Linked DNA regions of Homo sapiens: region 2 is linked to region 1. The links are chromatin contacts, found by Hi-C in ENCODE. All regions are on one chromosome and are shown on one strand. Each heading gives the region's core, a stretch centred on a gene start or an enhancer-like site at or near the end of the contact. The rest is flanking DNA. Distances are from core to core; before and after follow the strand shown.

Region 1 (2,718 bases), core at 206-2,705:
TATGGTGGGTGCTCAAAAAATTAAAAATAGATTTACCACATGATCCAGCAATCTCACTTCTGAGTACGTATCCAAAAGAATTGAAAACAGAGACTTTAAGAGATATTTGTACAACCATGTTTATGGCAGCATTATTCACAATAGCTAACGTGTGGCAACAATGCAAGTGTCCATGAACAGACAAATGGATAAGCAAAATGTGGTCTATACATACAATGGAATATTGTTCAGCTTTAAAAAGGAAGGAGGCTTTGATCTATACTACACAGAAAAGAACCTTGAGGACATTATGCAAAGTGAAATAAGCCAGTGACAAAAAGATACATACTGTATGATTCCACTTCTAAGAGCTGCCTAGAGTAGTCAAGATTATAGAGACAAAAGTAGTGCATAGATTCAAGGGCCTAGGGAAAGGGGAAATGGGGAGTTATTTATTAATGAATAGTGGTGATGATTGTACAAAAATATGAACATAATTAATGCCACTAAATTGTACACATACAAATGGTCAAGATAATAAATTTTATGTTATGTCATGTTATGTTATGTGATTTTACCATAATACAGAAAATGAAAAAAGAAAAGAAAGAAAGTAAAGCTTAGCGGTTTACATGACTTGACCAATGCCTCAAAGCCATGAGTCACCCAGCTGAGATCTGAACTTCAGTATATTCCATTCTGAAATCCCAGACTTTTCCCAATCTTCTTGTACTTTTCAAACTGTGTTTCAGTTGAGGTTTATTTTCAGTTTTGTATGTGAGTTTCTTCACAAGAAGGGGCGGGCCAAATTGTGTCCTGCAAAAACCTACATATCGAAGTCCTAACCCCTCTACCTCAGACTATGACTGTATATGGAGAGAGAGCCTTGAAAGAGGTATGTAAGGTAGAATGAGGTCATTATGGTGGGCCCTAATCCAACATAACTGGTGTCCTTATAAGAAGGGGAGATTAGAATTCAGACACACTTGCTGACACCTTGAGTTCAGACTGGAAGCCTCTAGAATTGTGAGAAAATGAATGTCTGTTGTTTAAGCCACCCAGTCTGTGGTATTTCCTTATGGCAGCCCCAGCAAACTAATACAAATAGTGTTTCCACAGCTGAAACAAAATTGGAAAATCACCGTCATCCTAGAGAGTTACAAGGGCTATTTTAATAGAACCTGATTGTTTTCCTAAATTCACCAAGCCCAGGCAGAGGTCAGATGACTAATTGGGATAAAAGCCAACTAGCTTCCTCTTGCTGTTTCTTTAGCCACTGGTCTGCAGGCGTTTTCTTCTTCTAACTTCCTCTCCTGTGACAAAAGAGATAACTATTAGAGAAACAAAAGTCCAGAATGCTAAGGTTGCCGCTTTCACTTCCTCTCACCCTTTAGCCCAGAACTGCTTTGAATACACCAATTGCTGTGGGGCGGCTCGAGGAAGAGAAGACACCAGTGCCTCAGAAACTGCTCGGTCAGACGGTGATAGCGAGCCACGCATTCACAGGGCCACTGCTGCTCACAGAAGCAGTGAGGATGATGCCAGGATGATGTCTGCCTCGCGCCTGGCTGGGACTCTGATCCCAGCCATGGCCTTCCTCTCCTGCGTGAGACCAGAAAGCTGGGAGCCCTGCGTGGAGGTATGTGGCTGGAGTCAGCTCCTCTGAACTTTCCCTCACTTCTGCCCAGAACTTCTCACTGTGTGCCCTGGTTTGTTTATTTTTGCAAAAAAAAAAAAGAGTTAAATTACCTTAAAGACTCAAGAAGCCACAGAGATCAAATAATTCATTGTTACAGGGCACTAGAGGCAGCCATTGGGGGTTTGTTCCATTTGGAAATTTTGAGTGCTAACAGGGGCATGAGATAACATAGATCTGCTTAAGGTCCCTGCTCTGCTACCTTGTGGCTCTGTGAAGAAATTATCAAACCTGTCTGAGACTAGTTTTCGCATCTGTAAGAGAATTATAATACCTTCTTCACTAGAGAGTAAGCAGACTGCTTCAGTGTCATTTCTTCCCACTGGTGGTCTTTACACTCAGCTTCAAGCAGTCACCCTGCTCCTTTCAATCTCAGGAAAAAGATGGCTTTTGTGTGTGTGTCTCTAGAGAAAGAACTTTCTAAGTGGGTGTCAGACTTCTGTATGCAGTAATATAGTTTAGTCCAGAGGATGAAAAAAATAAGAGAATGAAAAAGGAAAAGAGAGAGAGAGAGAAGAAAAAAGCAAGAGGGAAATATGTATAATGTCAGCTAATGCAACAGTTTCTTTCTTAGTGAAATACCAATCAGCTGGTTGGTAATCTTATTCATGATGGATCTCTTTTGTTTTTCCCCTGCGCAGACTTCACAGTTGCTTTAGAAACCCATAGTAGAGCCGAACAGCTAAGAAAATGATTTACAGTGAGGCAGGGTCAGAAACTCAAGAGAGAAAAAGCCAGCTGCAGTCCTGAAGTTGAGGATATAGGAGAAAATCAAGTAATATTTAGCAAAGACTAATTCATTATCTTGAAGCCATCCCTTCCCTCAATTCCCTGCCCATAGTCCTCCTCCTTGTCCTCTTCTCTGTATCCCTCTGCTGTTAGGTTAATGGAGATAGATTTTCTAATTAGGCTCACTGCGAGATAAAACCACAGCCAAACTTGACTTCTTTTCCCCATGTACCTTTTCCTGTCAGTCCCTGAAGCCTGTCCATCCCTGCCCATCCCCTTAGTTCCACTGTAAGGCAGGCCCTCATTTCCCCTGG
Region 2 (2,740 bases), core at 218-2,717, 1.3 Mb after region 1:
TGCAAAGAGCTGGCCATCTGTTGTGTCTGGGGATGCAGTGCATATGTCTGAGCATAGAAGAAATTCAGACTCTCAGTTTTACAGAACTGAATTCCAGAATTTTTTATGTCAGGAGCTTCCTGGAGCCAAGAAGTAAAGGAACAAATGTTTTCAGTGGACTGTTCTTTCAGTTTACATGTTAGGCTTGGAATCCATAAACCCCTCTATTCCCAAACTGTGACTCAACTCTGCTCAAGTCCACACATTTTTATTAAGTGTATCATTTGGTTTTTACCCATCACCATAAGAAACAGCACACACATAAACAGGCATGGGTATGCATGTAGACACATACACACTCACACACCCACCTCCCCTGCCCACACACACACAAACTCCAGCTTTCATTTGCTGTACAGGTTGTATATTCTAGGCACTGTGGTAAAATGTTTTTGTTCCTTACCTCTTAATACATACACCAACTCTGGGAGGAAGGTGTTTTTATTCCCACTCTACCATAAAGAAACTGAGGCAAGCAGGGTTAAGAAACATACCCGAAATCACAGCACTAACCAAATCTATGGAATTACAATTTGAAACCAGATTTCCCTGACTTCAAAGCCTATAATCTAAAGTTTTGTCTTTTTATGAAACATGATATGTGTGTGTGTATGTGTATAGTACTATTAATATAAAATATATGAAATATGTAAGAGGTGAGAACATCAGCTTTTTGGGAATATATTGGTGTAGGGATTCATTGAAGTCTGAGCTCATAGACTCTCGGAATTACAAGGGACATCAGATGACCTTAAATTACCCTGCACACAAATATCTGCACTGGACAGTAATCAGAAAGGGTGATTCCAAGAGCCTATTTCAACTGTGGGATGTTATTATCTTAATTATTACATGATATCAGTTGCTCCTTTTCAGATTACAGCATCTATACCTCCAGGGGTGTGCCAAGAATCAATGTTACAGGATAATAAGTATTCCAAAAGCTGTGTTAAAACAAAAAGAGACATATTGCTCAATTTAATGCAAAGTTTGCATGGGATGTTAACATAAAACAGGACTTTAAATCCATTTTGTACCTTTAGAATTCATTTCGAGCTACACTTCCTTAGATTCCTATGCATACATACTTAGGGCCTTGTGTCATAAAATTTTGTGGGAGAGGAGAAGTGATGAGCAAGCTCTCAAATATCATCTGACTAAAATTATTTCACTATCATTTCTAATTCACAGAATGTGTTTCCATATTTTGAGTTGAGATCTGCCTTTCCTTCCATCTCTAAATATTGAAAGTCCCTCTGTTGTAAATGCCCAATCCTTTTACTAAACATAATTTTCAGAATAGGATATAATTCTCTCTTTGTCCAGCCAAAGTCTTGAAGCAGATTTTATCTGGGCAGTCAAGTGGTTCCTCAGTCATATTCAGATCATTTGACCAGTGCAACTCGCTACTCTGAACCATGTAGAATCCAAATTACACAACCTTCCTGGCACAAAGCCAGCATTCCACCAGTTCTGTGACCCAGGGAAGGCCATTCCTTTTATGGTGCCCCAGTCTCCTTTTCTGGACAGCATGAAAAATGCAAACTGGTCATATCTAATGTTGACTGTTCTAGTTGGTGAACAGAAGCCCAGAGCTATGACATTTTAGAGCACTTGACCTTGCCCTGGAAGTCAGTGTCCTACAGCATTCCTGCGCCTCTTTTAAAATAATATAGCATCTGCAATCTCTGAAATGAGCCAGGCCTCCAATTCCATTATATCTCCTGCAGGCTAATATTTTTTCTGTTTAATTGTTGTGAGTAAATTTCAGAATTGAGCAACTATGTACGAGCAGCATCCTGAGTAGGATGAGGCACTGTTCTCTCCAATAAAGGATAAAGATCTAAACAATAAGCTAGGGATGGTTATGCCGTAAAGAGTCACCTTTGACCTCCTAGAGAGTGTCATAATGCAACAAAAAAAGTTTCATAAGTGGGAGAAATCCATGTCCCAGGGCTTTAATACTCTCCACCATCACTAAGTAGCTTATCGACACCAGCCAGTCCTGGCTAAAGAAACTGCAAGGACAAACTCTCTCCTGGCATTCCAGCCTCTCCATTACCCAGTCCATTGCCCTTCCTAGTCTAGTCTCCTCCTGCATTCCAATGCTCCTTCCTGTTTCTTGAACATGCATTCATGCCTCAGCACATTTGCAGGGGCTGTTTTCTCTGCCTCAGATGCTCTCCCTCAGCTTGGCAAATTCCCTATTCATCCTTCCTGATCCAAATTAATTAAGCTTGAGCTTTGGAGACACATTGAGCTGGGTTTGAATTCTTACATTCTAATTGGTGTGTGACTCAGGTAAACTATCTCTGAATTTGTAAATTGAGTACAACAATAATTATGTTATATAATTGCTGTGATTAGCACATTAAATGAAATTTTTGAAATTATTAGTAAAATGCTTATCACATAGTTGACACATGGTTATTTTTGTTATTTTAATAGCATTTTTATTGAATTTGAAACAGTATCTATCTCACTCTTAATTCCTTATTCTTAATTATTATCCAATAATAACACTTCTAGTATTCTAAACCAGAAGTTGGCAAACTATTTTTCTGCAAGGGACAAGATAATAAATATTCTAGGCGTTGTGGGCCATAAGACCTTTGTCATAACTACTCAACTCTGCCAATGTTGCATAAAAACAGCTATGGTCCCGGCTAAAACGGTGAAACCCCGTCTCTACTAAAAATAC

What was found. A loop is a pair of places that touch in the nucleus more often than their neighbours do. Pooled maps may share reads with other maps.
Region 2: a loop to region 1 is called in a pooled map, with 2.5 times the contacts of the local background. The contact joins the enhancer-like site here to the promoter of TLR4 in region 1. A Hi-C loop is called at or near these places in 2 of 50 pooled maps.

Annotation. Positions count from the first base shown.
Region 1 is chr9:117,702,948-117,705,665 of GRCh38, forward strand. TLR4 (toll like receptor 4) reads left to right here and starts at 1,456. Exons shown (of 3, transcript NM_138554.5): 1 at 1,456-1,618. The coding sequence starts at 1,526. RefSeq lists enhancers at 878-2,077, 1,025-1,525, 1,426-1,475, 1,486-1,555, 1,526-2,026 and 1 more.
Region 2 is chr9:119,003,269-119,006,008 of GRCh38, forward strand. No RefSeq gene overlaps it. Among named protein-coding and RNA genes, the nearest start is that of LINC02578, 320 kb to the left of the region's middle. Within about 2 kb of position 1,468, at least 12 of the 41 ENCODE cell types and tissues checked have a DNase peak (open chromatin) inside an H3K27ac peak, as active enhancers do.